Linked DNA regions of Homo sapiens: all the other regions are linked to region 3. A link is a contact called in ENCODE Hi-C or POLR2A ChIA-PET data. All regions are on one chromosome and are shown on one strand. The core of a region is the stretch at or near the end of the contact, and the rest is flanking DNA. Distances in the headings are between cores, read along the strand shown. Region 1 holds the start of HCK (HCK proto-oncogene, Src family tyrosine kinase). Region 2 overlaps CCM2L (CCM2 like scaffold protein). Region 3 holds the start of PLAGL2 (PLAG1 like zinc finger 2).

The links. Hi-C counts contacts between places; a loop is a spot of excess contacts on that map. ChIA-PET counts read pairs that join two places held with the same protein, here RNA polymerase II (POLR2A). Pooled maps may share reads with other maps.
Region 1: a loop to region 3 is called in a map of Panc1, with 4 times the contacts of the local background. The contact joins the promoter of HCK here to the promoter of PLAGL2 in region 3. A Hi-C loop is called at or near these places in 2 of 168 maps with a recorded cell type or tissue (B cell and Panc1) and 4 of 50 pooled maps. POLR2A ChIA-PET finds 5 or more read pairs at or near these places in 4 of 52 experiments (Caco-2, HEK293, PC-3 and 1 more).
Region 2: a loop to region 3 is called in a map of naive thymus-derived CD4-positive, alpha-beta T cell, with 21 times the contacts of the local background. The contact joins the enhancer-like site here to the promoter of PLAGL2 in region 3. A Hi-C loop is called at or near these places in 1 of 168 maps with a recorded cell type or tissue (naive thymus-derived CD4-positive, alpha-beta T cell) and 4 of 50 pooled maps. POLR2A ChIA-PET finds 5 or more read pairs at or near these places in 2 of 52 experiments (MCF 10A and activated T-cell).

The regions. Positions count from the first base shown.
Region 1 is chr20:32,050,864-32,053,563 of GRCh38, reverse strand. HCK (HCK proto-oncogene, Src family tyrosine kinase) reads right to left here and starts at 1,322. Exons shown (of 13, transcript NM_002110.5): 1 at 1,078-1,322. The coding sequence starts at 1,139. RefSeq lists a silencer at 903-962.
Region 2 is chr20:32,016,937-32,019,809 of GRCh38, reverse strand. It overlaps CCM2L (CCM2 like scaffold protein), which reads right to left. Exons shown (of 10, transcript NM_001365692.1): 3 at 1,927-2,010; 4 at 1,648-1,831; 5 at 401-867. Among named protein-coding and RNA genes, the nearest start is that of CCM2L, 7.9 kb to the right of the region's middle. RefSeq lists a silencer at 921-1,050. Within about 2 kb of position 1,374, at least 7 of the 41 ENCODE cell types and tissues checked have a DNase peak (open chromatin) inside an H3K27ac peak, as active enhancers do.
Region 3 is chr20:32,206,315-32,209,014 of GRCh38, reverse strand. PLAGL2 (PLAG1 like zinc finger 2) reads left to right here and starts at 1,272. Exons shown (of 3, transcript NM_002657.3): 1 at 1,272-1,374. POFUT1 (protein O-fucosyltransferase 1) reads right to left here and starts at 1,135. Exons shown (of 7, transcript NM_015352.2): 1 at 950-1,135. The coding sequence starts at 1,073. RefSeq lists enhancers at 796-925, 388-1,301 and a silencer at 1,066-1,485.

The DNA of each region.
Region 1 (2,700 bases), core at 73-2,572, 160 kb after region 3:
CAGGTTCAAGTGATTCTCGTGCCTCAGCCTCCCGAGTAGCTGGGATTAAAGGTGTGTGCTACTACGCCCGGCTAATTTTTGTACTTTTAGTAGAGACGGGGTTTCACCATGTTGGCCAGGCTGGTCTCAAACTCTAGACCTCAAGAGATCCACCTGCCTCGGCCTCCCAAAAAGCTGAGATTACAGGCGTGTGCCACCCTGCCCGGCCCCTTCAGTACCCAATTAATCCTCTAAACAACCCTGTGAAGGAGGTACTATTACTCTCCCCATCCTGCAGTTGTGAAAACAGAGGCAAAGAAAGGCCAAATCCTCTACCCCAGCCCCAACAGGCAGTTTGCCCCTAGAAGCCCCCTCCGCTACCCACTAGCCTGTCTCTCACACGCACCACCTCTCGCATACTCCAATTTCCTGCATCCTTGCAAGAAAGACTTCATAGCCCCGTTTTACAGATGAGGAAACGAATTCGGAGGCGGAGAATTCGTCCAAGGAGGAAAGAGACAGGGCATGCATGCAGTGTGGTCTGGGGCCAGGAGGTTTGGGGGTTTGACCTAGACCTGTTGTGGGAGGAGGGGCAGAGAGCCGACCAGCTGCAGCCGGCCTGGGTGTGGCTCGCACGTCACGCCTCCGCCCAACTACCCCCTTCCCCAAGCTGGCTGCCAACCCGGCGTGACCCGGCCCCCACCGGGAACCGTAAGGGCCTTCCCCTTCCCGGGTTCTGTGAAGCCCCATCCCTTCCTTCTTTTTCTTTTTTAAATTAAAAAAAAAATCCCCGCCCCCCCCCAAGAAGGGGAACCTGGACGGCCCAGAGAAGTGGTGGATAAAGTCACTGCACGGGCCCGAGCGTCCCCTTCCCCGGGAATCCAGCAGTCCGCAACAGTGCCGCCCCTCCCTAGGGCACCCTCCACTCGCTGTCGACCCCTCATCCCCCGGGCTACCCGCGGCTCCCCCGACGTTCCGTCTCCCCTCGCTGCCCCCAGCCGCACCCGTAGCCAGCCCTCCCCAGGCTCCTGGGCTCCCTCCGCCTCCTGGGACCCCTCGCGGGCCGGGTATTCCCGGTCCCCTGTGCGCGGCACTCACCTGGGCGCCCGCTCCTCGTCTCGCGGGCAGCCCGGATCCTCGCAGCTTGAGCGCCCCCCCAGCTCGGCAGCCCCTGAGGTTCCGGGGTGCCAGTGCCGGGAAACTGACTTTCTAGAACTAGAGGCGGGGGCGACGCTCTGAGGGGCTTTGGTGCCGCGGGCGTTTCTCGTCCTGCACTGTCTGAGTCCCTTCCCACTCGCCTCTAAGCCTCTGATGTGCTCCCGAGCTGGGACCAGGGACGTGGTGGCGCCCGCAGGCCATCTGGGCGCCTTAGCCGCGCCCTGAGCGAGGCTAACTCCGCCCCAAGTGTCCTAACACCTCCCCGAAGATTCAGACGCCACCCCAGGATCCTAACCGGCTCCCCGAGGGTCATAACCTCCGTCTCCTGCAAGAAGGATCCCAAACCCTCCACGAAGAGAAAAAAAATATTAGCACCATCCATAGGAGGCTTCTAACGCGTCCACCAAGGATGCGAACCCCCATCCCTTCCGCTCCACTTTCCCTAACACCTCCCCATCCCACCGCCCAGCGTCCTACCCCAGTCTCCAAAGGATCCCAAATCCCACTCCTAGGGATTCGAACCCGCCCGTCTAAGAACCCCAGCACCCGCTCCAAGGCTCCCAAGATACTAACCCCGCCCCGCCAAAGGATTTTTAATCCCACCTCTGAAGGATTTTTAAACTCAACTTGCCCCCAAAGATTCTAATCTGCCCAGTGGAAGGATCCGAACTCTCACTTCAGTGGATTCTAACCCTGCCCTAAGATTTAGAACACAAACCCCAGGGTTCCAATACCGCTCCTGCTCCTGCGCGATCTAACCTCCCGCCGCCTAAGAGTTTTAATACCCAGGGGTCTATACCGCCGGTCCAAAGATTCCAACCCTGCCCTTCAGAGATCCTAACCCCACCTATCAAGGGATTCCTGCCACAGTCTTCAAAGATTCCAACCCACCCTGGAAAGGCCTTACCCTACCCCGGAAGCATCGTGATCTCTTTTCCCCACCACTCCGACCCCTCCCTTCTGGCCCGGCCCTCCCCAACTCCGCGGCCCGAGACTTCCAGGCAGGTCTGTGGTCAGCGGTTTCTCTTCCGCAGGCCTGCTCCATTCAGACACCATGCAAAGTTCCTCTCTCGAAGGAACCACCATGGCCATGCAAAGTTCCCTGCCCGAAGGAACCACCCTGGCTTCCTGGCAGCTCAGAGGACTCCCAAGCTGGGGGAGGTGGTCGGGGGAGGGGAGGAGTCGGGCTGGAGGGTGACTGAGGCCCCAAGTGGATGGGATTGTGCCCAGCTCCAGGCAAGGGCAGAACACACCCTCTCCTGGAAAAGACAGGGGCTATCACCCTAAATGCTGTGTAACACACCTCCAAAATCTCCAAAACTACAAGAATTCTACCGCGTCTCTCTATTCCCGTTGCTACCAGCTGATCAGGACCACAGTCATTTCTTCATTCATTCATTCATAATTCATTCAGCAAAGCTGTCCTGGGGGCTGGGGAATGCAGGGGTTCTTAAATTTGGCACTATTGACATTTGGGCCAGGTAATTCTTTGTTGCGGGGGACTGTCCTGTGAATGATAGGATGTTTAACAGCATTCCTGGGCTCTACCCACTAGTTGTCTAT
Region 2 (2,873 bases), core at 125-2,624, 190 kb after region 3:
AGTAGTTGTAATATTTGCCTCCAGAGGTTGCTGTGAGAATTAAATGAGTTGATGCAGCCCTGTGTCTGGCATGAGCTGGCCCTAGATTCACGCTGGTGATTAGTGTCCTCGTGAATGTTACTGTGGTGGGGCCAACACTGACAACGTTGGAGAAGGAACGGGCTGGAGGTTAGATCTAGTTTGTTTTGGCCATTTTGAGAGTTCATCCCATTGAGGGAGTCAAGGGGAGATGCCCTGGAGGTGTCCAGGTCCGGAGTTTAGGAGCCATTAGGTGGGGCAGGTGCAGGGAGAAGGCAGGGGCAGATCCTAGGAACCTGGTGGGTGGGGCGGGGGCAAGGTGGGGGCGGGGAAGCAGCGTTCCCGAAGCCGGGCTTTGGGAGCAGGCTGCCCTCGGGCTCACCCTGTTGGCTACAGCCAGGATGACCAGGTTGCAGTAGGCGTCGGGGCTGGGGTCCTGCGGGTCGAGCGGGTTGGGGCCGGGGTGGCGCCGCTCCCAGCTGCCTCCCCCGCCGCTGCCCGCCTGCCTCCGCTCCCAGCTACCGCCCGGCTTTCCCGCGCCGCCGCCGCCGCCGCCGCCTCCGTGCCGCCGCTCCCAGCTGCCGCTGAACGTCTGCCGTCGCTCCCAGCTGCCCGACGCCCGCGCCCCGGCGCGCTGGCGCTCCAAGCTGCCGCCGCCGCCTCCCCCGGCCCGGGCCTCCGCGGCGCCCCCACCCCACCCCATCCGCCAGTCCAGGCTGCAGATGGTGTGGCGCCGCTCCGCGGTGCCCACCCGCCGCTTCTCGGGCGCCCCGCCTGGCGGGCCGGGGTCGCGTCCTGCGCCGCCTGGGCTGGCATCCACGCCGGCCGGCACCGGGTCCACACCCAGACCTAGGAGAGTCCGGGGGACCGTCAGCCGCGGGGATCGGGACTCAGAGACCCCCCCGCCCCGCCGAGGCCGGCTGGCCACCTGACCTCGCGGCTCTGGGGTTCCACCGCCGCCTCGCCCCCGGCTTTAAAGTAGCGCGGCGGTTCCCCGCCCACTCCGCTTCCACACTTTCGGGCCCGCCCCCGGCCTCAGTCTCCACCCCTGGCCTCTCGGTGGTCTGGCCAGGTGGCTTCCACGCTCCCCACGACGCCTGCGCCCCTGGCCTCAGACCTGCCCTCTGAACAGAGGGTGGTGGTCAGGCTGTCCCCTCCCAAGGGAGCCTTAACTGGGGACCCAGTCCCGGGTTTCAGGGACCGCCCCCTTGGATTCTGACTTCCCGCCTCTCCTCAGCCCCGCCCCTGGAATCAGGCCCCGCCCCCAGCCCAAGGGTCCACTCTAGCCTCAGAGCCGGGTGGTAACTGCGGATCCAGCCCTGGCCTAGGTCTTGGGCTTCTCCACCCTCTTAGTGCTCCACCACCTGGCCTCAGTGTAGTGGCTCAGGCCACCCACCTTCATCCTCAACCTCAGGCCCTGTCTGCTTTCCCAGAGCCTCTTCGGCCTGCCCCTAGTCTCAGGGTAGTATGGTCAGACCTTTTCCATCTCCTCTGCCCCCGCCGCAGGTCCCTCTCCTTCTCCATCCGCACACCTCCGGCCCCTGCCCCTGCCCCTGCCCCGCCCCCGCCCCCGCCCCTCCCCCGCCCCCGCCCCCGCCCCTCCCCCGCCCCCGCCCCCTCCCGCCGCACCGGTCTTGAGCACTAGCAGGTGCAGCGCGTCGTCCTGCAGGTAGGAGGCGGCGGCGATCTCGTGCGTAGGGATTCGCAGAATGAGCTCTTCATTGTCGCGCCAGGTGAGCAGCAGGCAGCGGGCAGACAGGCTCAGGATGCTGTCCTGCTCCGCCGTGGTCTTCAGCGGCAGCTCCTTCAGCTGCTGCAGGGAGGGGCAGATCTCGAGTTCCCGAGGTCCGCAGGTAGAAGAGGGAGAAGGGAGCGAGATCCTGCCCTCCTCCCTCCCCAGAGTCTCACCCTGGCGGTGTCTAGCAGCTGCAGGAGCTCGTCCCGACTGGAGGGGTTCAGTGAGGAAGTCACCCAGGTAAGGTGGCCCAGGAACTGGATGGAAATCGGGGTGAGAGAAGGACACAGAGATGTCACCCTGAAACCTTGAAGAACCCTGGCCTTCTCATTGATGCAGTGCGGATAGATTGAGATAGAAATACATGAATTAATATACCTGATAATAACTTTTACTGAGCCCTTAATAGAAGCTAGGCAAAGTTCTGAGCGCTCTCTATATATTCACTCATTCACCCTTGCTTTAAGGATGAGAAAAACCAAGGCAGGGTGTGGCTAACTAAAGAACTTGCCCAGGATTAGATAGCTAGAGAGGATCAAACTGGGATCCACATGCCAGAGCCCACACTCTCAACTGCTGGCTTATATTGCCTTAACACATAGTCATCTAGCTATAAGATTCCATAGGGAAGCAAAAGTTATTATAACAGCTTGAAAGAACTGACCACCTGTAAATTTCCTCTGGCCTGAGTGGCTCTCTCTACCCCAAGCATCATTGTCAAAGGAATTGCAAATCACTTGCCTTCCTTATGGTCTTGTTGCAGAAGTCAAATGGAAAGGGAAGAATGTTGGATCAAATTAGTATACCATTTTGTCAGGAAAAATGATGCACTAAATCAACAAATTTTTCCTTTACTCTTATATCCTAATGTTAGCACTTAAATGTTACTCAATATAATAGTTAACTTTTTTTTGAGATAGTCTCAGTGTCACTCAGGCTGGGGTTCAATGGCAAGATATCAGCTCACTGCAAGCTCTGCCTCCCGGGTTCAAGCGATTCTCCTGCCTCAGCCTCCTGAGTAGCTGGGATTACAGGCACGTGCCACCACGTCCAGCTAATTTTTGTATTTTTAGTAGAGACGGGGTTTCACCATGTTGGCCAGGCTGCCCTCAAACTCCTG
Region 3 (2,700 bases), core at 23-2,522:
CCTTAAGATCATCCACTTCCACAATGATGATCCACCATACCCATTTCAACTGTGCACCTGGCATGGTCTTTAGATTCTCCCCTACCCTGCTCTCTTTATTTTCCCTTAGTATTCATCATCCTCTATGAAACTATGTATTTATTGTTTTATGTTTACCCCTTTTTGGGTTTGCTTGTTTCGAGACAGGGTCTCACTCTGTCACCCAGGCTGGCAGTGCGGTGGCACGATCAGAGCTCACTGCAGCCTCGAATTCCTCGGCTCAAGAGATCCTCCCACCTCAGCCTCCCAAGTAGCCGCCCAGATAACTCCCAAGGGACTACAAGCACACGATACCACGCTCTGCTTTTTTTTTTTTTTTTTTTTTTTGAGATTGGATTTTCACTATGTTGCCTAGGCTGATCTCGAGCTCCTGGCTTCAAGTGATCCTGCCTCGGTCTCTCAAAGTGGTGGGATTACAGAAGTGAGCCACCGCGCCTGGCCTACTTATTCTCAATTGTTTGTCTTCCCCAACTAAAATGAAGGCTCTACAAGGACACGGAGTTTATCTTATTCACTGCGGTATTCCCAGTACAGAGAACAGGGCCCGGCACAGAATAGGTGCCCCATAAATATTTGCTGAATCAATGAAAAATCACCAGGAGCCAGCGTGGGTCAGTGACATCAAGTCCTGCCCCACTAACTCCATTTACTGGACCCTGGACTGGCTTAGACCTCAAGCAAGTCACGTAACCTCTCCCAGCCTCAGTTTTCTCATCTGTCAAATGGAAAGTTGGACACGTTGGCCCCTCTGTGCCCTTGCAACTAAGGCAGAGAGGAGAAGAGCATGCCCCGTCCCGCTCTGAGGTTCTCTCCTGGACCTGTGAAGGTGTCTCTGGGCGCATCTGAGGAGTGGCTTTTCCTCTCCCGGCCTCAGTTTCTCCATCTGAGCAGAGGGCTTGGGAGGCCTTACCCATGCAGGGGCAGTAGAGCAGGTAACCGGCCGGGTCCCAGGAGCCCGCAGGCATCCCCGGGAGCGGCAGAAGCAGCAGCAGGAAAGACACGCTCAGCGGCCGTGCCCACGCGGCGGCGCCCATGTCGGCCCGGGAACCCGAGCCAGCCGCGGCGCACAGTCGGGGAGGGAAGGAGGGACGCGAGCGCCCGCCCCGCTCCCAGCGGTCCCTGCGCGCCGCCCGCGCACCGCCCCGGCCGCTCTAGCCCGCGGGCGGGCGGGACCATAGAGATCCCGCGGCACCGCCCCCTCCACGACCCGAGCGCCCGCTCGCGCGGCTCCCACAATGCACCGCACAATGGCCCGACCGCCGCCACTACCGGGGCCTGAGGGGGCCTGGCGGAGCCCGAGCGCGGCCCGGCCCGCAGCGTGGGGCCCCGAGCGCGGTGAGTGCCGGCGAGGGCCCCAGGGGACGGCGGGGAGAGGGGCGGGAGGCCGTCTCGCTGCGTCCGCGCGCCCTGTACCCGGAGCGGCGGCGCGCCTCATCTCGGGCCCCTCAGCGCGGTCGCCCACACCCCCGACCCGGGGCCCGGTCTGCGCCAACCCGGCCCCAGATAGGCCCTGGGGTGACGAAAACTCTCCCTGGACCCCATACCTGTGTCTGGGGGACCCGAGGAAGCCACCGGTCCCCTCCCTTCCGAGACCTGGAGACGCAGTCCTGAGGGTCCCCCATTCCCGACCCCTAGGCTCCCTGGAGACCCAGATAAGGCGCTGCTGACCTTACCAGGGACCCGGGTCTGGGGGACGCAGATAAGCTGCACCTGCTCCCTCCCTCCGACACGCCTACCCAGACCCACATAACCCCCTTTCCTGCTCCAGATAGCCCGCTCTGTACCCTGTTTCATTTTCCAGACTTACATAACTCCCTTTGAGGCTTCCCTCAAATATCTGGGTCTGGAGAAGTCGAATAAGCCCCACCTGTAGTTCCCTCCTCAGTGGCCATACTCCCAGGCTTTCGACATCTTCCATCCCGTTACCCATTTTGAGACCCTCTTGAAATTCAGAGGATACACTTCTGACTATCCCCATCCCCCCAGCCTTCCAGCCCTTATAATCCCCCATTTCATTCTTGTGGGGATCCCTTAGAGACCCAGGAAAGTTGCTCATGATTCCTTCCCATCCTCGCTCTTCCTTCCCATCCCAGAGACTCCCTCCAGACTTCTCCCTGGATTTCCTTTGCTTCTCCAGCCCTCATCCACTCCCATCTCTCCCAGGCTCGGGGAATTGAACCTTTCCCACACCACAGTGGGGTGATCTAAAAGTTGGCCTGGGACCAGGCTGTGGCCCACCTTGGTGGGGAGAAAGGGGCCTGTTAGGTGGAGGATATGGGGACACCTGTGTGGGGGAATCGGTGCTTTCACCTGCAAGCTTAGCCTGTCTCCTGGCTTGTGTGTTTTTCCACCTGTCAGCCATGGGACTGTGTGTAGAGTCTGGTCTTGGGTTTCTAACCTTTCTCTCCTAAGGTGAGGCCACCAGATTGGGAGCGGGGGTGTCGAATCACGTTTTCTCCCCATGAAAATGGGGTTGTGATGAGTTGCAGCCATTTGTTCAAGGCCTCCCCAGGAGTGGGAGGCAGCAGGAATCTGAGGAAATAGTGAATCAAAGAGACTCCAAAGAGGGCCCATCTACACTGACAGAAGAATTAGCAGCCTGAGAGTAAATCCAACCCCTGTTAATCCTGTTTGATGTTTCTTGGAATGGTGCAAGTCATT